Regions from separate parts of the Homo sapiens genome. Here regions 2 and 3 are each linked to region 1. Evidence: chromatin loops called from intact Hi-C (ENCODE). Cell type or tissue: psoas muscle. All regions are shown on one strand.

Region 1 (8,000 bases):
AGGATTAAAACGGGCTCAGTAAAAAGGTCTCAAAGTTGATCCTTCCATTTTCTCCACTTGGAGTTTAGTCCATACTGTCCTTCTGCCATTATCTCCTTCTTATTCTGCTGGACAGCAGGAGTGATGTTCTGAGTCTAAAAATCTGAAAAAATCTGTTGTCCCACCCACAGCTCCAATTGAAAATAAAAAACAGGAGAAGGAGGATAAAAATTGGCCTATACCACCTCCTCCAATAGCAGAAACATCTGTACTGCCTCCTTCGGTAGCAGAAATAGAGACCCCAATACAGAGAATTTTACACCTTGCTGCCATAGCTGGAGAGCCCTTAGGACCTTGCACTTTTCCTATTTCTGTAAGGCCTGATCCAAATAATCCATAGCAGCTTATTCATGAACACACTCCACTAGAGTTTAAGTTGTTGAAGGAATTGAAAGGAGTGTGGTAAATAATGGTGTACAGAGCCTGTTCACTTTAGGATTGCTAGTATCTGTATTTGGTGCTGTGCGCCTTCTACCCTTCAATGTAAAGAATTTGGCTCACACTTGTTTGTCTCCTAGTGCATACCTGACATGGAATTTAAATTGGCAAGAAATGTGTGCAGACCAGGCTAGACGGAATTGTGTGGCTGGACACAGAGACATTACAGAGGACATGCTCTTAGGTAATGGCCCTTATTCAGACCTGGAACATCAAATGGCACTCCCAAATGCCAGCAGTGTGCACAGGCTGCTAAATGTGACTGGGCCACAATTCCAGAAGAGGGAGTCCCAGTGCAATCCTTTTTACATATCATGCAAGGGTCACAAGAACCTTATGCACAATTTCTTGCATGACTATAGAAGGCAATGAAGCATCAGATTTATCACACCACTGCTGCAGAGATGCTAACCTTAACTCTAGCTTTTGAGAATGCAAATGCAGATTGTAAACGTGCATCGGCACCTGTGAGGTGTACAAAAAACTTGGGAAATTTTCTCAGAGCTTGTCAAGATGTGGGAAATGAGCTTCATTGCTCTACAATATTAGTGCAGGCAATGGCTAATTTAGCAGTTGACAAATCTAAAAGGAACCAAGGGTCAAACCCTAAAATGGGAAAATGTTATAACCGTGGAAAAACTGTACTTTTTTTTTTTTTTTTTTTGAGATGGAGTCTCGCTCTGTCGTCCAGGCTGGAGTGCAGTGGTGCAACCTCGGCTCACTGCAAGCTCCTCCTCCCAGGTTCACGCCATTCTCCTGCCTCAGCCTCCCAAGTAGCTGGGGCTACAGGCACCTGCCACTACGCCCAGCTAATTTTTTGTATTTGTTTAAGAGATGGGGTTTCACCATGTTAGCCAGGATGGTCTCGATCTCCTGACCTTGTAATCCGCCCACCTCTGCCTCCCGAAGTGCTTGGATTACAGGCATGAGCCACCGTGTCCAGCCAAAACTGGACATTTTAAAAAGGAATTCCGCCAGATCTCAGGACAGAAAGGACATTACGATGCAGTGCCCCACCCAGCAGAAAAAAACACCAGGACTTTGTCCTCACTGTAACAAAGGAAATCACTAGGCTAATCAGTGCCGCTCAAAATTTCATCAAAACAGCACCCACCTGTCACGAAACTAGAAGGGGGCGTGGACCCGGGCCCCTCAAGCAATGAGGGCATTTCCAGTTCAGACCACAGTCCCACTTCAGGGATGGGTCTCAGGAAAAACATTGATTCCTGGTGTTCCTCACCTCAGGAACACCAGGAAGTGCAGGATTAGATATCCCCACCAGAGAAAGAACTACATTAGTTGGAGGAGACAAACCTACCAAGGTTCCCACTGGCATTTGGGGATATTTACCAACAGGATACATAGGACTAATTTTAGGCAAAAGCCCCCTTAACTTGCAAGGCATGACTGTAGTCCCTGGAATAGTTGATTCCATTTATGAAGGAGAAATTCAAGTAGTTTTAATGTCGAAAATCTTTGCATTTTTGAACTGGGAGAATATATTGCTCGGTCGTTGCTTATTCCCTGCAAATTAAATCCTTCTCCACGAAAGGAGAAACGAGGAAATAAAGGGTTTGAGAGCACAACTACAAGGGAAATCTATCTATCCCATCCCATAGCCCATAGGACTTATGGATAGAGGAGCTGAAGTGTCAGTAATATCCAGTAAGGACTGACCCCCAGTATGGTCTCTCAGACTAACCTCCACATCCCTAGTGGGAGTAGGAGCAGCTAAAAGTGTTCAACAGAGTGCTGACATTTTACCTTGTCTTGGTCCGGATGGACAGCCATGTACTTTTCAGCCTTATGTTGCAAATATGGCAATCAATTTATGGGATCGAGACTTACTTACAGCATGGAATATGAGACTTACAAATGAAAACTTTGATAACCCAGAATTTAAAATGTTGAAGGACATGGGATATCAGAGTGGGAAAGGTTTAGGGAAATTCCTACGAGGAAAAGCTAACCCAACATCAATAACTGGAAAAAACAGATAGAAGAGGGCTAGGACGTCAGGATTTCTGATGAGGGTCATTGATATTTCTCCTCCACCCTCTGCCTTACCATTAGAATGGCCAGTGACAAACCTGTATGTGTGGATCAATGGCCCCTATCTCAGGAGAAGCTGACACAACTTCAGCAGCTAGTATAAGAACAACAGGACACAGGACATGTAGAGGAGTCAGTAAGCCCCCAGAATTCACCAGTGTTTGTTATTCCAAAAAAGTCCGGAAGGTGGTGACTGCTGCATGTTTGGAGTTAATGCACAAATTGAACCAATGGGTCCATTACAGCAAGGTTTGCCAACTCCAGTGGTCATTCCTAGAGATTGGCTTCTTGTAGTAATACATCTTAAGGATTGTTTCTTCACTATACCATTACACAAGAAGGATAAGCCTCGATTTGCCCTCTCTGTGCCTTCTATTAATCAAAAAGAACCTGTTTCTTGCTATCAATGGAGAGTTTTATCCCAAGGCATGCTTAACAGTCCTACGTTATGTCAGCATTTTGTAGGACAGGCATTAAAGGAGCCTCGAAATATGTTTCCTACTGCTTACATCATTCATTTTATGGATGACATTCTTTTGGCCACTCCTACAGATCAAATCTTACATCGGTTATTCTAAGAAACAAAGTAGGCTTTAACTAAATGGAATGTCAAAATAGCTCCAGAAAAGGTAGAAACAACTTTGCCATACCATTACTTAGACAATATTGTTACTGAAAGAAGTGTACGGCCTCAAAAGTAGTTCTCCATAAAGACAGGTTACAGACTTTAGTCCAGCCGCGGTGGCTCACGCCTGTAATCCCAGCACTTTCGGAGGCCGAGGCAGGCAGACCACAAGGTCAGGAGATTGAGACCATCCTGGCGAACACGGTGAAACCCTGTTTCTACTAAAAATACAAAAAAATTAGCCGGGAGTTGTGGCGGGCGCCTGTAGTCCCAGCTACCCAGGAGGCTGAGGCAGGAGAATGGCATGAACCTGGGGGGCTGAGCTTGCAGTGAGCAGAGATCGCGCCACTGCACTCCAGCCTGGGCGACAGAACGAGTCTCCATCTCAAAACAAACAAACAAACAAACAAAAAAAAAAAAAGACAAATGAGTGCCTATGTGGTAGCATGTGAATTAATGCAGAACTTTATAAGCATAGTTGTATTCTGAAGTCCATTCTGAATCTTAGATGTTATATTTATATTAATAAAAAGCATAGTAATTATCTAAATGTATAATAATATGTTTAATATTACATAGTTACATCAACTGATGTAATTCATAGTTTTCCCTAGTGTTCTCTTTCCTGAATATTCTGAAATGTATTAGTTAGCAAAGTCGTCTTTTATCTTCCCTTATGATAAAACAAGAGAAACATAATATAAAGTGCTATAGCCTCAATCAAATGAGGAAATCATAATGGGAACCAAGAATGAGGGATTGAACACTCTTCACATAAAATATTCATTATTTTAAAACATAATGTGGCCAGGCACGATGGCTCACGCCTGTAACCCCAGCAGTTTGGGAGGCCGAGGCAGGAAGAACATGAGGTCAGGAGATCGAGACCATCTTGGCTAACACAGTGAAACCCATCTCCACTAAAAATACAAAAAATTAACCAAGCATGGTGGCAAGTGCCTGTAGTCAGAGTTACTTGGGAGGTTGAGGCAGGAGAATCTTTGAACCGAGGAGGCAGATGTTGCAGTGAGCTGAGATCGCTCCACTGCACTCCAGCCTGGGCAACAGAGACAGACTCCGTCTCAAAAAAAAAAGAGTTGTTCTATGAACAGCTAACTTTCACAGTCTTCGATCGATCTCTCAGACCCATGAATACTTGGATTGCACAGTTGACCTTATCACATTGTTAGGGTAAATGCCATACAAAGGCACCTTCAGACCCTCCATTGCACATAGGTGGCCCCTGTTAGCCCCTTGCCTGTGTGTGTTCTGGAGGGGCCACTAAACCTGGGGGCAGCATCAGGAGACACACTTGAAAAAGATATTCTTACTCAGATTAAATTATTAACAAACTTTCAATTTCCTTTAACTTATTAAAGACATCCCTACCTGTAAACAGGTACGGATTAAGCTCTCTAGTCAATAGCTGTCATTCTGTCATATTATCAGATACCCGGGGCTGCTGCTCCTTCAGGCGTCCACAGAATCACAGCATTTTCCAGTATCGAAAGACCTGAAAGATCACAGTGCCTTCATTTCAACTGTGAGACATGAAATAATTTTCCCAAATCTACAACATTAAGATATGGTGCAATAAGGACCAGTTTAAATGTCTCCGGATTTACAACCATGTTCCTTCCATCTCCTTTACTCCTAAACACACTCACACACTCACTTCTGCAAACAGTTGTCTTGTTAAGTGGGAAATGAATGCTCTTACAAGGCTCAAACTTATGAACACATCACTGACCAGCACAGAGCTGGCTCACAATCGGACCCAATTAAAGTGTTTTACATGCAACTGGATCAAATCTTTCAAGTACTAATTTAAAAACAATCCTTTAAAGAAGGAAATTCTGTTTCAGAAGAGGACCTTCATACAGCATCTCTGACCAGCAACTGATGATGCTATTGAACTCAGATGCTGATTGGTTCTCCAACACGAGATTACCCAACCCAGGAGCAAGGAAGTCAGTAACCTCCTCCCCATAATTTGGAATGTGGGTGGAGGGGTTCATAGTTCTTCCTGAGTAAGACTTGCCTCCTCCTCTGGCCCCTGGTCCTTTCCTGTTCTCCAGCATGGTGTGTGAAGCTCCCTGGAGGCTCCCGCATGGCAGCGCTGACAGTGACACTGATGGTGCTGAGCTTCCCACTGGCTTTGGCTGGGGACACCGGATATAAGTGCACATTGTGGGTGTTGAGCTACTATGGGGTGGGGAAAATAGGGAGTTTTGTTAACATTGTGCCCAGGCCATGTCCCTTAAGACTTTGTGACTTTTTGGTCAGAGATTGTGCATCTGTATTATTGGATCCCAAATTATCTCCTCCACGAAAGGAGCTTGACTACTTGCTCATGACACAGTCCATGAGACTGTGTAAGGGGCCTTCGTACAGATCATTTCTTTTCAAATCTCCACCAATAAAACCTTTGCATCACATGTCCTCAGGGTGTTTAGAGGATTTGGAAATAAGGATGCTAAAATAATTTCCCCATACGGCACTTCCCTTTATTATGTTGACTTACGTCAGACAAAATGACGTTTTTACTGAAAATTTTGTGGGAGTCAAGGGAATTCAAAGGGTCTCTTCTAGAGGATCCTGGGTTATGTCCTCCACAGGAACTTTGGTGTTGGCCCCTCTTCCTCAAATGTGAGGATGTACCAATGGCCTCCCCATTATCTCCTTTCTTTTTCTTTCTAACTCCAATGTTTATAAAGCCTATATCCCTGTAGTGTATGTAGGTTCTCTGACAGAAGTTATACTTAGTGCTCTGTCTTTCTTATGGGGAAAAATCCCTGGAACTGAAGCTAAGATCTTTAGTACTTGGAGTCACCCTACAGATAAAGAGCATCTCTGGGGTGTTCTTTCGTGCCTAAAGAACTTAAGGCATCCTCGGAAAACCTGGCCCAGCTTAGTGTTTATTACGAATCTCTTCTAACCTTTCTATAGAAATTTCTCCTACATGTCCTACATGCTCTAACTAGACATAACAAGAAGATATTCAACTAACGTAGGATAAATTATATGAAATTCTATTTTTGTAAGTCAAAAACAGTCAAATATCAGAAATTTAATAATGTTCAAACTATATACTGTGTGGGGTTATAGAGACAATGTGGACATTGTTCACATCCCATAGGGCTGAAAGTCAATGAGCAAGTCCTGGGAACTCATTGTCTTACTGGGGTCTTGTCTTAAATTTCATAGGTTCACCCATTATGCCCTCAGCTTTCCTTAATTAGCCATGTCTGCTTACCTCTTCCTCCAGTTTTTATTTTTCCCCAGCTATGTTGTCATCATTTCCAGAAATTCCTAAAGCTTGCACAGACCCAGAGCACTATGAGATCCATTGAAAGAGATTTTTTCCTTTTTTTGAGACAAGGCCTGGCTCTGTCACCCATGCTGTAGTTCCGTGTTATGATCTAGGCTTACTGCAACCTCTGCCTCCCAGGCTCAAGCGAGCCTCCCTCCTCAGCCTCCAGAGTAGTGGAGACTACAGGCAGGAAACCATGCCCAGCTGATTTTTGTAATTTTGCTAGAGATGAGACTTTGCTATGTTACCCAGGCTGGTCTTAAACTGCTGGACTCAAGCAATCCTCCAGCCTTGACCTCCCAACATGCTAGGGTTATAGGTTTGAGCCACCGCACCCAGGCAAAAAATAGATGAATCTTAATTTAAAAATTTATTATTTCTTAAATCACTGTTAATCTTTATCTGTGAATTCTTACAACTAGAAGGAGGAGAAAGAAGAACTTTGCCTGTATTTCACACCGGGAGGAGAAGGGGTCTAGTGTGACATCAAAATGAAAGAGTGCTGGAGTTTGAGCCCCTTCTTGCTTTCCAGGATCCAAACAGTGATCAGTTCCCAGATCCCTGGTTTATTCATGTAAACCACACTTATTTTTCTCAGCAGCTACTGTGTACTCGGCTCCATTCCAAGTTCAAATCATTGTATTTGATTAAGATAGAGAGGGTCCCGACTCTCATGGAAGTTACACAACAATAGAGGAGACAGACATTAACCCAATATGCAATTAACAAAGAAGATAACGTTAGAGAGTAATAGTGCACTGAAGAAAAGACATCAGGTTTGTGGAAAAGAGAGAAATGGATTCACCCAACTTTAGCTCATGTGTTTAGAAAGCTCTGCCTGAGAAAGTGACATTCAGCTGAGACAACAAAATAAGTAGAGAGCCATGTGAAGATCTAAGGGACGAAAGTTCCAGGGAGACAGAATGTGGGGGCAGGGGGAGCAGGAAGCCCTGGTGTGGGAAATTACGTGCAGGGACAGAAAGAAAGCTAGAGACACTGAACTATAGCATTCAAGGAAATGCAGAGGCAGAGGATGAGGTAGGAAGCAGAGAGGAAGTCAGGAGCCTCATTATATTAGGCTCTGATGTCCATGGTAAGAAATTTGAATTTTATTTTATTTATTTTCATTTTTTTATTTCATTATTTATTTTTTGAGATGGAGTTTCGTTCTTGTTGCCCAGGCTGGATGCAATGGCGTGGCCTCGGCTCACTACAACCTCTGCCTCCTGGGCTCACGTGATTTTCCTGCCTCAGCCTCCCGAGTAGCTGGGACTACAGGGGCCTGCCACCATGCCAGGCTAATTTTTTAGTATTTTTAGTAGAGACAGGGTTTTACCATGTTGGCCACGCTGGTCTCGAACTCCTGACCTCCGGTAATCTGCCTGCCTTGGCTTCCCAAACTGCTGGGATTACAGTCATTAGTCTCCGTACCCAGCCTGAATTTTATTTAAATAGATGTGAGACACTACTGGATGGTTACAAGGAGAGTCAATTCATGTTCAGTTTTAGAAACTAATTCTAGCTTTAAAGTAG
Region 2 (8,000 bases), 89 kb before region 1:
TCACCCTTGGGGAACATGTGGCAATGTTTGGAGGAATTTTTGGTTGTCACAACAGGGATTTCTTCTGATATTTAATGAGTAGAAGCCAGGGACACTTCTAGAGAACCTGCAATGTACACAACAGCCTCCATCACCAACAAAGAATTACCTGGTCCAAAATGTCAGTAGTGCTGAGGCTGAGAGCACTGGTTCACACTGTGCTCTTTCTGAAAAGTGTAGACTTACCTCTTTTTGTTTTGTTTTGTTTTGTTTTTTTGAGACGGAGTCTCGCTCTGTCACCCAGGCTGGAGTGCAGTGGCACGATCTCGGCTCACTGCAAGCTCCGCCTCCCGAGTTCATGCCATTCTCCTGCCTCAGCCTCCCAAGTAGCTGGGACTACAGGTGCCTGACACCGCGCCTGGCTAATTTTTTGTATTTTTTTAGTAGAGATGAGGTTTCACCGTGTTAGCCAGGATGGTCTCGATCTTCTGACCTTGTGATCCACCTGCCTTGGCCTCCCAAAGTGCTGGGATTACAGGCGTGAGCCACTATGCCTGGCCTAGACTCACATCTTTTATACAATCACCACCCAATTCACTTCTTTATGGTTAATTTTTGTTTGTTTCATTATAAATAACTAGACAGTTGCATAAATTCAACCACTTTCTTGTTGAATCCATTTAGTGTAGAGAGCCAGAGTCCGGAGAATCATGACCAACTCAGCATTTCCACTGCGGCAATATGATCAAACAGCAAACTGTTTATCATGAGTACAGAATAGGGGCAAACTCTCCTCTGTGCTGGCCACCAGACGGTTTGCTGAGGGCAATAACTCCATGGTGCCGGGTTCCTTAAGGTTATCTGCTGGGACATCTAGAGCCTATTGTTCGAGGAATGCAGTCTTGCAAGGCTGCTCTGGAGCAAGCAGCAGACCGACAACCACTCCCTTCTTGCTATCTCTTTTCAGTAAATACGAAGGAAGCTCAAAGCTCAGGGCCCTTGTTCACAAAGAGCAAGGTGCCCCTGACCCCTTCTTCCAAATATACTCTTTTGTCTTTATTCCCACATTCGTCCTCCTTTGTTCAGTCCAACAGTGTCCATGGCATAGTGATGTTCAAACAGCGACAGGGCGACGCCATAGTGGTTTCTAAACACAGGGACATGAGAATGTGAACAAAGAAGGTCTGCTGGAGCAGAGGAATTGAAATTGACAAGATGAATGGGGACCCCAGGATGAGTCTGCTGGCAGCTGATATAAGGTCAGTGCCCTAAAGAGGTACTGGGAGCAATATAAGGTCAGTGCTCTAAAGAAGTACTGGGAACGGGAAGTTTTCTGAATCAGGGTAACGTGAGGCAGAATTTGTCTATTGAAGAAAAACATTATGTGCAGTTGCTTAAAGTTTTGTTGAAATAATCTGGTGCTCAGGTTAGATCTCAGACATTAACTAAGATGCTGCAGGAGGTTATTATGCATAACCCATGGTTCCCACAGACAGGCACTCTTGATATGGAAAATTGGGACAGAGCAGAAAGATTAAAACAGGCTCATCAAAAAGGTCTCAAAGTTGGTCCTTCCGTTTTCTCCACTTGGAGTTTAGTCCATACTGTCCTTCTGCCATTATCTCCTTCTTAGCTTGCTGGACAGCAGGAGTGATGTTCTGAAAGAATCTGTTGTCCCACCCACAGCTCCAATTGAAAATAAAAAAACAAGAGAAGGAGAATAAAAATTGGCCTATACCGCCTCCTCCAATAGCAGAAACATCTGTACCGCCTCCTTCAGTAGCAAAAATAGAGACTCCAATACAGAGAATTTTACACCCTGCTGCCATAGCTGGAGAGCCCTTAGGACCTTGCACTTTTCCTATTTCTGTAAGGCCTGATCCAAATAATCCATAGCAGCTTATTCATGAACACACTCCAGTAGAGTTTAAGTTGTTGAAGGAATTAAAAGGAGTGTGGTAAATAATGGCGTACAGAGCCCATTCACTTTAGGGTTGCTAGTATCTGTATTTGGTGCTGTGTACCTTCTACCCTTCGATGTAAAGAATTTGTCTCACACTTGTTTGTCTCCTAGTGCATACCTGACATGGAATTTAAATTGGCAAGAAATGTGTGCAGACCAGGCTAGACAGAATCATGTGGCTGGACACAGAGACATTACAGAGGACATGCTGTTAGGTAATGGCCCTTATTCAGACCTGGAACATCAAATGGCACTCTCAAATGCCAGCAGTGTGCACAGGCTGCTAAATGTGACTGGGCCACAATTTCACAATTCCGGAAAAGGGAGTCCCATTACAATCCTTTTTACATATCATGCAAGGGTCACAGGAACCTTATGCACAATTTCTTGCATGACTACAAGAGGCAATGAAGCATCAGATTTATCATACTGCTGCTGCAGAGATGCTAACTTTAACTCTAGCTTTTGAGAATGTAAATGCAGATTGTAAATGTGCATTGGCACCTGTGAGGTGTACAAAAAACTTGGGAAATTTTCTCAGAGCTTGTCAAGATGTGGGAACTGAGCTTCATTGCTCTACAATATTAGTGCAGGCAGTGGCTAATTTAGCAGTTGACAAATCTAAAAGGAGCCAAGGGTCAAACCCTAAAATGGGAAAATGTTATAATTGTGGAAAAACTGGACATTTTAAAAAGGAATGCTGCCAGATCTCCGGACAGAAAGGACCGTACAATGCAGTGCTCCACCCAACAGAAAAAACACCAGCACTTTGTCCTCGCTGTAACCAAGGAAGTCACTGGGCTAATCAGTGCCACTCAAAATTTCATCAAAACAGCACCCACTTGTCGGGAAACTAGAAGGGGGCCTGGACCCGGGCCCCTCAAACAATGAGGGCATTTCCAGTTCAGACCACAGTCCCACTTCAGGGATGGGTCCCAGGAGAAAAATTGATTCCTGGTATTCCTCACCTCACCAGGAAGTGCAGGATTAGATCTCCCCACCAGAGAAAGAACGTTATTTGGAGGAGACAAACCTACCAAAGTTCCCACTGGCATTTGGGGACCTTTACCAACAGGATACATAGGACTAATTTTAGGCAAAAACCCCCTTAACTTGCAAGGCATCACTGTAGTCCCTGGAGTAGTTGACTCCCATTATGAAGGAGAAATTCAAGTAGTTTTAATGTCAAAAATCTTTGCGTTTTTGAACTGGGAGAATATATTGCTCAATTGTTGCTTATTCCCTGCAAATTACATCCTTGTCCATGAAAGGAGAAACGAGGAAATACAGGGTTTGGGAGCACAACTACAATGGAAATCTATCTATCCCAGCCCACAGCCTCTAATAGACCCACCTGTGTAGTACAAATTAAAAGAAAGAAATGTTATGGGCTTATGGATACAGGAGCTGAAGTGTCAGTAATATCCAGTAAGGACTGGCCCCCAGTATGGTCTCTCAGACTAACCTCCACATCCCTAGTGGGAATAAGAGCAGCTACAAGTGTTCAACAGAGTGCTGACATTTTACCTTGTCTTGGTCCGGATGGACAGTCATGTACTTTTCAGCCTTATGTTGCAAATACAGCAATCAATATATGGGATTGAGACTTACAGCATAGAATATGAGACTTACAAATGAAAACTTTGATAACCCAGGATTTAAAATGTTGACGGACATGGGATATCAGAGTGGGACAGGTTTAGGGAAATTCCTACAAGGAAAACCTAACCCGATATCAATAACTGGAAAAACAGATAGAAAAGGGATAGGACGTCAGGATTTCTGATGCAGGTCATTGATATTTCTCCTCCACCCTCTGCCTTACCATTAGAATGGCCAGTGACAAACCCATATGGGTGGATCAATGGCCCCCACCTCAGGAGAAGCTGATGCAACTTCAGCAGCTAGTATAAGAACAATCGGACACAGGACATATAGAGGAGTCAGTTAGCCCCTGGAATTCACCAATGTTTTTTATTCCAAAAAAGTCCAGAAGATGGTGACTGCTGCATGATTTGAGAGCTATTAATGCACAATTTAAACCAATGGGTCCATTACAGCAAGGTGTGCCAATTCCAGTGGTCATTCCTAGAGACTGATCTCTTGTAGCAATAAATCTTAAGGATTGATTCTTCACGATACCATTACATGAGAAGGATAAGCCTTAATTTGCCTTCTCTGTGCCTTCTATTAATCAAAGAGAACCTGTTTCTTGCTATCAATGGAGAGTTTTACCCGAAGGCATGCTTAACAGTCCTACGCTATGTCAGCATTTTGTAGGACAGGCGTGAAAGGAGCCTCGAAATATGTTTCCTACTGCTTACATCATTCATTTTATGGATGACATTCTTTTGGCCGCTCCTACAGATCAAATCTTACATCAGTTATTCTGAGAAACAAAACAGGCTTTAACTAAATGGAGTCTCAAAATAGCTCCAGAAAAGGTACAAACAACTTCACCATATCATTACTTAGATAATATTGTTACTGAAAGAAGTGTACGGTCTCGAAAAGTAGTTCTCCATAAAGACAGGTTACAGACTTTAAAAGATTTTCAACAGTTGTTAGGGGATATTAATTGGCTGCACCCGATGCTAGGTATTGCCACTTATCAACTTACACATCTTTATGAAACCCTACAAGGAGATTCTTCATTAGATTTCCCACAGCAATTGACCAAAGAGGCAGAAGCCGAGTTACAGCTTGTAGAACAGATGCTTCAGCAACGGCATACCTCCCAGCTACAGCCACAAAAGCCTTTGTTTTCTCTATCCGTCAGACAAAATCTTGCAGTTTTATAGAGTCTATTCTTTCATTCTTCCTGTGATTACTCATCACAAGCCTATTCCAGGTGGACAAACCATTTTACTGATGGCTCTTCCAAAGGTCATGCAGCTATCTATGGACCCAAGCACACTCAAACAATAATGACCTCTGGGATTTCCACTCAAGGCTCAGAGTTTATTGCAGTCATTCAGGTTTTACAGCTCACAGCTTCAGATCCTATCAACATTGTCTGTGATTGAGCTTATGTTGTAAATGTAGCCAGTCACGTAGAAACTGCTCCAATTAAAAGCACCCTAGAACCAAAACTAGTTAATTTGTTCCTAAGACTTCAACAAACTATTCACTCTCATGCAGCTCCTTTTCATATTTCTCATATTTGCTCTCACACACAACTTCCTGGAGCCCTATCTCTAGGTAATGATAGAGCAGATAAATTGATTGATTCTGTATTTCAGCAAGCTCAAACCTCTCATGCATTACTGCATCAAAACACCTCTGCCCTTACTTGTACATTTAACTTGCCTCACAGCCAAGCTAGGTCTATAATACAAGCCTGTCCTACTTGCCAGCATGTCCCTGGAGCCACACCTATAGAAGGGTGTAATCCACGAGGCTTGCCTCCAAATGAAATTTGGCAAATGGATATTACGCACATAGCAGCCTTTGGTAAGTTTAGCTATGTTCATGTGCCTATAGACACTTATTCTCATATGCTGCATGCTACATGCCAAACAGGTGAGACAGCTGGTCATGTGCGGCAACATTTCTGTTGTCATTTGCTCATATGGGGATACCTAAACAATTAAAAACTGACAATGGACCTGCTTATGCTAGTCATGCTTTTCAAAATTTCCTGCAACTTTGGGCCATAACCCATAAAACAGGAATTCCTTATAATCCTAGAGGACAAGATATTATAGAGCAGGCACATCAAACATTACAACACATGTTGAAAAGACAAAAAGGAGGAGTAGGGGACAAGTTACCACTGCAATCAAAGTTGTATTTAGACTTATTTGCTTTAAATTTTTTGACTCCTGGTACGAATGTTAAGACTCCAGCGGAAAGACATTGGTCACTGTTAGAGAAAAAGAGGAGAGGTTTTCCGAAAGTGTTATGGAAATCCCCAGAAAAAGGAAAATGGAAAGATCCGGTGGATTTACTGATGTGGGGATGAGGGTATGCTTGTGTTTTCACAGGAGATGGACAAACCATGTGGGTGCCCTCAAGGTGCGTGCAACCATGGAACAGGAGACTGGAGGAACCCAGGGTGGCCAACCATGGGCCCGGTCCCTCCAGTACGGGCCATGAGCCAGCTGAGCCTGAGTGAAAAGATGGAGAGAAGGACAATCAGAGTCATGGCAATATCAAACCTCATAAACTGCGGACAACTCAGGAAAACCATGCAGGAAGCTGAGAAACTACTGGAGCATCAGGGACAGGCAAAAACCCCTGATTCCATGTTCTTGGCTAAGATACCCATAATGTCTTGTGCGGTATGTTTTCCCTGTGCAGAGGCAAAAATATATTGGGCATATATTCCCAATCCCCCCAGCAGTATGGCCTATACTCTGGAGTGACACTCCTCCTGAGATTGATCATAATCAGGGAGCGTGGGCTCCAGGACCCCTAACTCCCGGTGACATAGAACAGTTAGACTCTCAGAACAATGTCATCAATTATACCGCTCCGCTGGAAGGACTCCCTTTGTGTATCACCTCAAAGACGTCACTCAGCCATAGCTGTCTTACAATTCAAGCTCAAACATGGTTGAGTCACTACAGAAAACTCATGTACTTCTTAAGTCTTAGTTCTATTAATGTAACTGGTGTGCTAACCGACCATTCCCAGGCCAATTGCCCTAATCGTGCTGACTATACGGAATGAATTCCCTTCAATAGTTCCTATCCCCCTCTGTGGACCCCGTGTCTTGGCTCACTGGCTAAAAAATAATCAATATTAACTGGAGATATTGTGGATTGGAGACCTAAAGATCAACTAGATGGAAAAGATAATAATCAGAAATCATGGCACAAATTTCACTGGCATTGGTGGCAAGCTTATAATGCTTCTTCTTTATACCACACCGGGATCCAATCCTATTCTGCTGCCCAGATTGCTTGGCATGGAGCAGGCTTTAGCCTGCCTCTTCCTCAGTGGTATTATCTAGGGAGGAAAGGACCAATCCAAGAGATGTTATGGAAGGCAGCACTCCCATTTATGAATGGCAGCATCTGGGTTGGGATATCATCCAATAATAGCAATAGTAAGTGACACAGTTTTAATGTTACATTTGTAAGGAATATCACCACTCAATTTACAGCTTGTGTTTTTGCCTGTAAATCTTGCCAGTTATATCACTGCATTAATCATAGCACATTGCAAACACATAATATCTCTACTTTGATAATTTTGGGTTGCATCCCTGGACTATGGATTCCTGTTAATCTTTCCAAGCCTTGGGCTGCCACACCTGCTTTGCATTATGTGAAACTTTTTCTAACTCAGCTTACTCATCATGGCCATAGAGCCTTACGCATGATAATTTTTGCTATAGTTTCCTTGGTCACACTAATAACTTCTGTTGTGATGTCCTCTGCAGCTTTTCATAGTTCTATTCAAACAGCTCATTACATGGAGAACTGGATGCCTATGGCTGACCAAGCGTGGCTACTTCAGAATAAAATTAACACTGAGTTACAAACTGAAGTAGCAATGTTGAAATCCACTGTTGTATGGTTAGAGGAACAAGTACAAAGTTTACAGTTGCAGCAGCAATTGCTTTGTCATCTTAATCACCCTCATATTTGTGTAACCAAATGGTTAGAATATAACCAAAGTGAGTATCCATGGGACCTTGTGAAAGTCCATTTGCAGGGAGCTTTCACATCCAACATCACCTTTGATATTGGTGAATTACAAAACAAAATTTTTGACTTAAATAAGCAAACTCAAGAATTTCAGCCTTCTTTAGAAGACTGGACTGAATTCCAGCAAGGCCTGGAGAGCCTCAATCCTTGGACCTATCTAAAACACTACGTTAACATCTCATTTGTAGTTCTGGAAATGATGTTGTTTTGTCTCTGTCTTCTGTTCATAGTCTGTAAAACTGGATGGACCGCCAATGGGAAAATGAGAGCTGCCCAACCTGGCCTTACATTCTTTCAATTAATACATAAACAGAAAGAGGGAAATATAGAGAGCCAGAGGCTGGAGAATTGTCACCAATTCAGCATTCCACAGAGGCTATATGATCAAACAGCGAACTGTT
Region 3 (8,000 bases), 50 kb before region 1:
CTTGGCCTCCCAGCATGCTAGGATTGTAGGTGTAAGCCACCGCACCCAGGCACGGTGAATTCATTGCCCAGGCAATGAATCTCAATGAAAAATTTCTTTTTTCTTAAATCACTGTTTCTTTATCTGTGAATTCTTCTTCCAATTAGAAGGAGGAGAAAGAAGAAATTTGCCTGTATTTCTCACCGGGAGGAGAAGGATTCTAGTGTGACATCAAATTGAAAGAGTGCTGGAGCTCGAGCCCCTTCTTGCTTTCCAGGATCCTTGCAGTGATCAGTTCCCAGAACCATGGTTTATTAATATAAACCACAGTTATTTTTATCAGCAGCTACTCTGTACTGGGCTCCCTTCTAGGTTCAAATCATTCTATTTGAGTAAGATAGAGAGGGTCCCGACTCTCAAGGTTACACAAGAGTGGAGGAGACAGACACTAACCCAATAAGCATTTAACAAAGAAGAAAATTTCAGAGAGTCATAGTGCACTGAAGAAAAGACATCAGGTTTGTGGAAAAGAGAGAAATGGATTCACCTACTTTAGTTCATATGTCTAGAGAGCCCTACTTGAGAAAGTGACATCCAGCTGAGAAAACAAAATAAGTAGACAGTCGTGAAGATCTAAGGGACGAAAGTTCCAGGGAGACCGAATTGGGGGGGAAGCCCTGGTGTGGGAAATTATGTGCAGGGACAGAAAGAAGGCTAGAGGGACTGAAGTGAGCAAGCAAGGAAATGCAGTGGCAGAAGATGAGGTAGGATGCAGAGAGGAAGTCGGGAGCCTCATATCAGGCTCTGATGTCCATGGTAAGAAACTTGAATTTTATTTTATTTTATTAATTTATTTATTTATCTTATTTATTTTTGAGAGGGAGTTTCATTCTTGTTGCCCAGGCTGGAGTGCAATGGCATGGTCTCAGCTCACTGCAACCTCTGCCTCCCGGGTTCAAGTGATTCTCTTGCCTCAGTCTCCCAAGTAGCTGGGATTACAGGTACCTGCCACCATGCTCAGCTATTTTTTCTGTGTTTTTACTAGAGACAGACTTTCACCATGTTGGCCAGGCTGGTCTTCAACTCCTGACCTCAAGTAATCTGCCCGCCTGAGACTCCCAAAGTGCTGGGATTACAGGCGTGAGCCACTGCGCATGGCCTGAATTTTATTTAAATAGATATGGGAAGCTACTGGATGGTTACAAGGAAAGTCAATTTATATTCTTTTTTTTTAATTTTTTAATTTTTTTTTTTTTTGAGATATAGTCTTGCTCTGTCACCAGGCTGGAGTGCAGTGGCACTATCTCGGCTCACTGCAGCCTCTGCCTTCTGGGTTCAAGAGATTCTCCTGCCTCAGCCTCCCAAGTAGCTGGGATTACAGGAGTGCACCACCACGCCCAGCTAATTTTGGTATTTTTAGTAAAGACAGGGTTTCACCATGTTGGCCAGGATGGTCTTGATCTCTTGACCTCGTGATCCACCTGCCTCAGCCTCCCAGTGTGCTGGGATTACAGGCGTGAGCCACCGTGCCCGGCCTATATTGAATTTTTAAAACTAATTCTAGCTACTCTGTGGGGATTGGATTGTTGGGGTTGACAAGTGGTTAGGAAGACTATTTAGGAGCACAGCAGGGAATCCTCAGGGAAAATAGGCTTGAGTTCACTAGTGATAAAGACAGTGAAAAAGATAAAGTGGATTTTGCTTACCTTGTTAATGGATTACTGTAAAGGGGGTAGAAATATCAAGCTTATTCCTAAGGATTTTGTTTTGACAAATTAGTGAAAGGTGGTGGTGTTTATTGAGATAGGGAAAACTGTGGGAGGAAATGATTTGAAGTGGGTGGTTGGAAATAAAAGTTTTGTTTAAGTTTGAGATGATTTATTGACATTTGTGTGGAGCAATCAGAAGGTCAATGGCATTTAAAAGACTCATGGTGGGCCAGGCGCAGTGACTCATGCCTGTAATCCCAGCACTTTGGGAGGCCTAGACAGGCGGATCACCAGGTCAGGAGATCAAGACCTTCCTGGCTAACACGGTGAAACCCCGTCTCTACTAAAAATACAAAAAATTAGCTGGGCATGGTGGTGGGTGCCTGTAGTCCCAGCTACTTGGGAGGCTGAAGCACGAGAATGGCGTGAACCAGGGAGGTGGAGCTTGCAGTGAGCTGAGATCACACCACTTCACTCCAGGCTGGGTGACAGAGCAAGACTCCGTCTCAAAAAAAAAAAAAAAAAAAAGAGACTCATGGTGAGGCCAGGGCTGGAGGTATTTATGTTGGTGGCATCAATAGGTGTACTGTGTTAAATTCCAGGGAGTGGAAGAGGTTACATAGGGAGATTGTCTGGAGAAAAAAGAAAAGGGCACAGGCCAGCAAAGGGGACTAAGAAAGAGCCCAGGGATGTTGGGAAAAAACCAAGATTACATCATATGTGTAAGTCAAGAAAAATAGATTTTTTTTTTTCAAGGAGAAGGGAGAGGCCAATTGTGGTGAGTACCACTAAGAGGAGGGTGAAGTGAGAATGTGACAGAGAAGCAACGGCTGGGATTGGTGGAGCTGATATTTGCAGTCAGTAGAGTATCCAGGGAGGAAACTGGATTGGACCATTTGAAGAGCGAGTAGAAGAGAGGACAAGGTTAAGGTTGACTGTTTTGAGTAGCGAGCTTCAGGGAAGGACTGTGCTCTGGGTTCAGGGAGCCAGCTGGATCAAAAGGAAAAGGCTAAAGAGGCTGAAGAGAAGCAGGAGGACCTGTGAACCAGAGATGCTCGGTCATTATTATCAAGGAAATATTAGAGGGCCCCTGTGTGCAGTGGTGACTGCTCATGAAGAGGTCACACAGCCAGTATTTCACACAGCCCATATTTATTAGTGACTTAGAATATACCAGTTACTACTCTAGGTCATGAGAATGGAGTGATGAATAAAATGAATCTGGTCTCCATCAGTATATGCCATGTAACATTTTGCAGTGACTGTGTACCAGGCCTATGAATTTCAGTATGCAATTTCAATAATGATCCTGCTGTATCTGTGGTATATAAAAACATGTACATCTCTGGAATCTAAAATTGAAAGGTTATAAGTAAAACCCAGTATCACAAATTTGGTGCTAGAAATCAGATTGCAGTTTAAATCTGAGCATGTAGAAAGTCCATTTCTTCTATGTCAGCAGGTGCCTTTTGTGTGAGGTTTAGGTATACTGCATTATTAGACATAAACCAGTGTTTCTGCCCTCTGTTTTCAGAATGACAATTCTTTATGAAACTAATAGAAGAACAGAAGACAATTGCAAAATCATGATGAAGATACTAATTGCTTTAGAATCATGTAATAGAAAAAATAATGTGAGCTCCAGTTATAGGGATCAAAAAATTAAAATGGGAATACATTTGAGTGTTTATTATGTGATCACTGCTAAGAAGACTCTTTATTAAATTTCACACTTACAAAAATCCTGTGAGGATTATTATAAAATGCATTTGATAGATTACAAATAGGCTTATGGTTGGCAAAAAGTGACCCATTTAAAAGAGGTCATATTTCAATTCATATTTTCTGATTCTAGAATATGAGAGTTTTTCCATCATTAGTGAGTAGTGACTTGATTGTGTCTGAATTATTGACAAAATTTCTAATATTCATATGTACCAGGTTGTTTCTTAGAGTGGGGGCAGAGATGCAAGGGCTTCTAGTTCCAATGTATAAAAGAAACTTTCATTCATTTTGCATTTATCATTTTAAAAGTTCTATAAGTCTATCATAGGCATGTGTTGAAGAACATAAAGAAGTATTAAATCATTCCTTCTTCTGAGGTTTGACTAGCAAGTCTGGCTAGGGTTGTCAGATAACAAACAGGTTCCTAGTTAAATCTGAATTTCAGACACACGACCACAATTTATTGGAAATCCAGATTTACCTGGGCATCCTCTGGTTTTATTTGTCAAATCTGTCAACCCTAAGTGGGACACATGAGCATGGATTACAGTGCTAGCCATGCAAGCCACAGTGACAGTGACTTTACAAATGTTTATTTTTTAACATTCTGTCTGTAAAGAAAGTGCTTACATAATTTAGGAATAGAAAGATAGACATTGTTTGATCCAGGGTGCACACCTCTCTGCCATCATTTCTAAAGGGCAAACGGAGCTTTGTGAAGGTCTCTACACAAAGTCTGGGGACCTGCTCATGTTTTGTAAACTGTCTGTATGAGAACGTCATTTTCTTGGTTTCTGACTTTCTGAGGGGACTTGACTACAAAACCAAGAGTTCTATCTCTGGCCAAGGCTGGTAATTTGATGCCTGCTAGTATTGTTGGGAGTGGGAGACTGAAAGACGTGAGTTAGTTGGGGCATTAAATGGGAATAAAATAGCTGTGGTTGTGATTCACTACTACAGATAATTAGTGGACAAGTGGCAGAGAAATTAAGAAAGAAGATGATATGAAAGACAAATGATATGATTTGGTGACTGGTTGGTAATGCAAGGAAATCAGTAAATCTTAGTTCTCAACAAGTTCATTTTCTGGAAAGATAGCACTGTATTGGGACCAGAATTCTATAAAGCATTCGTTTTATGTAGGACCAAGATATTCACAGATATTTTTCAATACAATTCTCAGCTGCTCCATAACCACTAGTGGCTTGTTCAACACAGGTTTTTTCAGATGGTTCACACCTGTGGTTCTTACCCAGGGATCGTTCACCACCGCTCCTTTCCCTCCCATCACCCTTGGGGAACTTGTGGCAATGTTTGAGCAATTTTTGGTTGTCACCACAGGGGTTTCTTCTGATATTTAATGAGTAGAAGCCAGGGACACTGCTAGAGAACCTACAATGTTCAGAACAGCCTCCTTTACCAACAAAGAATTATCTGGACCAAAATGTCAATAGTGCTGAGGCTGAGAGCACTGTTTCACACTGTGCTCTTTCTGAAAATTCTAGACTCACATCTTTTATACACTCAGCACCCAATTCAGTTCTTTATGGTTTATTTTTGCTTGCTTCATTATGCAAAAGTAGACAGTTGCATAAATTCAACCACTTTCTTGTTGAATCCATTTAGTCAATGCAAGTTTAATAGCTTCATAGTTAGTTTTTGCCTTATGCAATATTTTTCAACATTTTCATGAGTTGTTGGTCAGCACTACCTCTATTAACTTTCAACAACTTGCCCTTATAAGTCACAAATAGTGATGCTCTGCAATTATTTTTCACTAACATGCCTGAGATTTCTGTAGTGATTCTACATTTGGTATGATTCATAATGTAAAATGCTTTTATTTATTCATTTCACTTTTAACCAGAGGATTATTTTTCAGTTATTTTTGTCATTTTTACACTTCAATCAAACATAAAGACAAAAACATCTAAAATATATAGTATTTTACATATGTGTATATTTACACACATATATGTATGTATGTTTACATGTATTGAAACTACAGAAGCTCATGTCACCAATAAGAGCTCTGAGACACTTTTGACCCCTTACTCTTATCAGGTGAAATTTGCCAAATAAGTTTTATGAACAAATTTCTTTTAACTGAATATCTGAGCTTTGTGGATTTAGAAATGCAAAGGAAGGTTTGTGGACATTCATGGGATCATGGTTTTATTCTCCTTAAATCTCTTTGATACTTTCCCACTGTCTTTAGCATAAATCTCAGATCCTAACACCACCCACAACGCTTTTCAATACCTGGCTTCTTGTGATGTCTCCAGTCTAATCTTTTACCCTCCTTCCCCTCAGCCTCTCTGCTTTAGTGAACTTTGTTCTAGTTTCTTGAAGAAGTTCATCAATTCAAGCTTTTGTGCATGGTATTTCCTAAACCTGAAATGTGCTTCCCCCGTTTTGCCCAAACAGACACAGAGTCTCCACTCCGCCCCCTGGTTCACACCTGCTTAACCTGCCAAGTCACATCTGAACTGTCACCCTTCAGAAGGTCCTCCTCTGGCACCCTAATGTAATTGAGATCATCCTATTACTCTGTGTTCTGGAACTCCACACTTCAGACATTTCTCATTCCTGTCTAAGCTCTTGTGTGTTTGGTTTTTGGCCTCACTTTTACTGCTCTTTAAGCTCCCCCAGCGGAGTGGAGAGGTCTGTTTTCCCGTGTTTGGATTCCCAGAGGCAGTGCAAGCCTGGCACAAGGTCATCACTAAAGGAGTGTTCACAGGATGAACGCGGTGGGAGTTAGGGAACGGGTAAAGCCTGTGGGATGAGAGAAGGAGCAGAGATTGTCTTTGGGGTGCAGGCTCCCAGGAGGAGGCGGCGCGGGCTCCGGTGCTGGGCGGATCCTCCTCCAGCTCCTGCTTGGAGGTCTCCAGAATAGGCTGGAGGCGGGGAGGGGGTCCCAAAAGCCTTGGGATCAGAAGGGGTTTTCCTGCCTGGTCCCCCAGACACCCCGTTCGCCTCAGGAAGACGGAGGATGAGCCTCTGGGCTGCGCGTGGTCGGGGTTATGGTTGGGATCAGTTAAGGTTCCAGTGCCCGCACCCCGCCCAGGGAGCCCCGGATGGCGGCGTCTCTGTCAGTATCTTCCCCGGAGGCCGCCCCTGTGACCGGATCCTTCGTGTCCCCACAGCACGTTTCTTGCAGCAGGATAAGTATGAGTGTCATTTCTTCAACGGGACGGAGCGGGTGCGGTTCCTGCACAGAGACATCTATAACCAAGAGGAGGACTTGCGCTTCGACAGCGACGTGGGGGAGTACCGGGCGGTGACGGAGCTGGGGCGGCCTGACGCTGAGTACTGGAACAGCCAGAAGGACTTCCTGGAAGACAGGCGCGCCGCGGTGGACACCTACTGCAGACACAACTACGGGGTTGGTGAGAGCTTCACAGTGCAGCGGCGAGGTGAGCATGGTGGGGGGCGGGGCCTGGGTCCTTGTGAGCTGGGAATCTGAGTGTGTGTGTGTGTGTGTGTGTGTGTGTGTGTGTGTGTGTGTGAGAGAGAGAGGAAGAGAGAGACAGAGAGGGAGCGCGCCATCTGTGAGCATTTAGAATCCTCTCAATCTTGAGCAAGGACTTCTGAGGACACAGGTGTGTGTGTAGAGTGTGGATTTGTCTTTGTGGCCTTTGTGGGAGGGGAAGCAGGAGGGGGCTTCTTCTTATCCTTGGAGGCCTCTGTGGGGAGGTGACATGGGAGGTGGGTGCAGGGGGCTGGAGAGAGAGGAGACCTTGGTTGTCTCGTGTCCTTAGAGATGCAGGGAAGGAAAGTGTAAGGTGTGTGTGGTTGGGGTGAAGGTTTAGGGGAGGAGAGCTGAGGGGTGTGGAAGATTTGTGATAATATGAGGAGGCCAGTTCCAGACTGTCCCTGGCACCCACCCTTCACGCAGTCTCTGAAATAAAAGTGTGTGGTGTTTGTTTGCAAAAGCATTAGATTAATTTCTAGGGGAATTGAGGAGACCTCTGAGGCACTTCTGAAGCTTCTTTAGGTCTAAATTTCTTGCTATTTTTTCTGTTTGTTTTCTTAGTGTGTATATTTTTACATAGTTGAAATGACTGTGAAACTAACTTTTTGATTAAAATTTTAATACACTGTTACTATTTTATTATAATGCTAATAGTTTTCTACTACTTACCTATTATTCTTTTATATATAATAGTTGTGACACAACTTATCTCACTTTCCCCTTTGTTGACCTTTATTATGACATTCACCAAAAGTTGAAAATATATGTTTCTGGTTATTATTTAATTTATTTTTTTATTTGGAATTCTTTTGAATTATCTTGACCTATTTATTGCCCAATTATAATTACTGCTCTAAGAATTCCCTATTGTATTTGGTAGGTAATGGACAATGATCTATTTTCTGTTATCTCCAGGGCTTAGTATTTTTCTCAGTGATTTTGTGGGTTCTTTGTACTGTAAGATTATTAACACTTTATTGATATTTGATTCCACATTTTCTCCAGTTTTTGATTTGTATGTTGATTTTGAAAATTCTATGTTAAGAATTTGAACATTTCTGTTTAATAAAATATATTCCAAAACTTTTATTAATGGTTTACAAACCATCTTA

What was found. Hi-C counts contacts between places; a loop is a spot of excess contacts. Peaks named below come from ENCODE experiments on the same cell type or tissue, not always from the same donor. Only the 100,000 strongest peaks of a DNase experiment are listed, where the experiment ranks them.
Region 2: it touches region 1 in a loop (16-fold over the local background); 16 of 110 quality-filtered maps call a loop at or near these places.
Region 3: it touches region 1 in a loop (6-fold over the local background); 19 of 110 quality-filtered maps call a loop at or near these places.

Annotation. Positions count from the first base shown.
Region 1 is chr6:32,470,753-32,478,752 of GRCh38, reverse strand. No RefSeq gene overlaps it. Among named protein-coding and RNA genes, the nearest start is that of HLA-DRA, 35 kb to the right of the region's middle. In psoas muscle, no CTCF peak of the experiment used is centred here; no DNase peak of the experiment used is centred here; H3K27ac peaks cover 319 bases; H3K27me3 peaks cover 340 bases.
Region 2 is chr6:32,560,009-32,568,008 of GRCh38, reverse strand. No RefSeq gene overlaps it. Among named protein-coding and RNA genes, the nearest start is that of HLA-DRB1, 26 kb to the left of the region's middle. In psoas muscle, no CTCF peak of the experiment used is centred here; no DNase peak of the experiment used is centred here.
Region 3 is chr6:32,520,734-32,528,733 of GRCh38, reverse strand. It overlaps HLA-DRB5 (major histocompatibility complex, class II, DR beta 5), which reads left to right. Exons shown (of 6, transcript NM_002125.4): 2 at 6,560-6,829. Among named protein-coding and RNA genes, the nearest start is that of HLA-DRB5, 5.6 kb to the left of the region's middle. In psoas muscle, no CTCF peak of the experiment used is centred here; no DNase peak of the experiment used is centred here.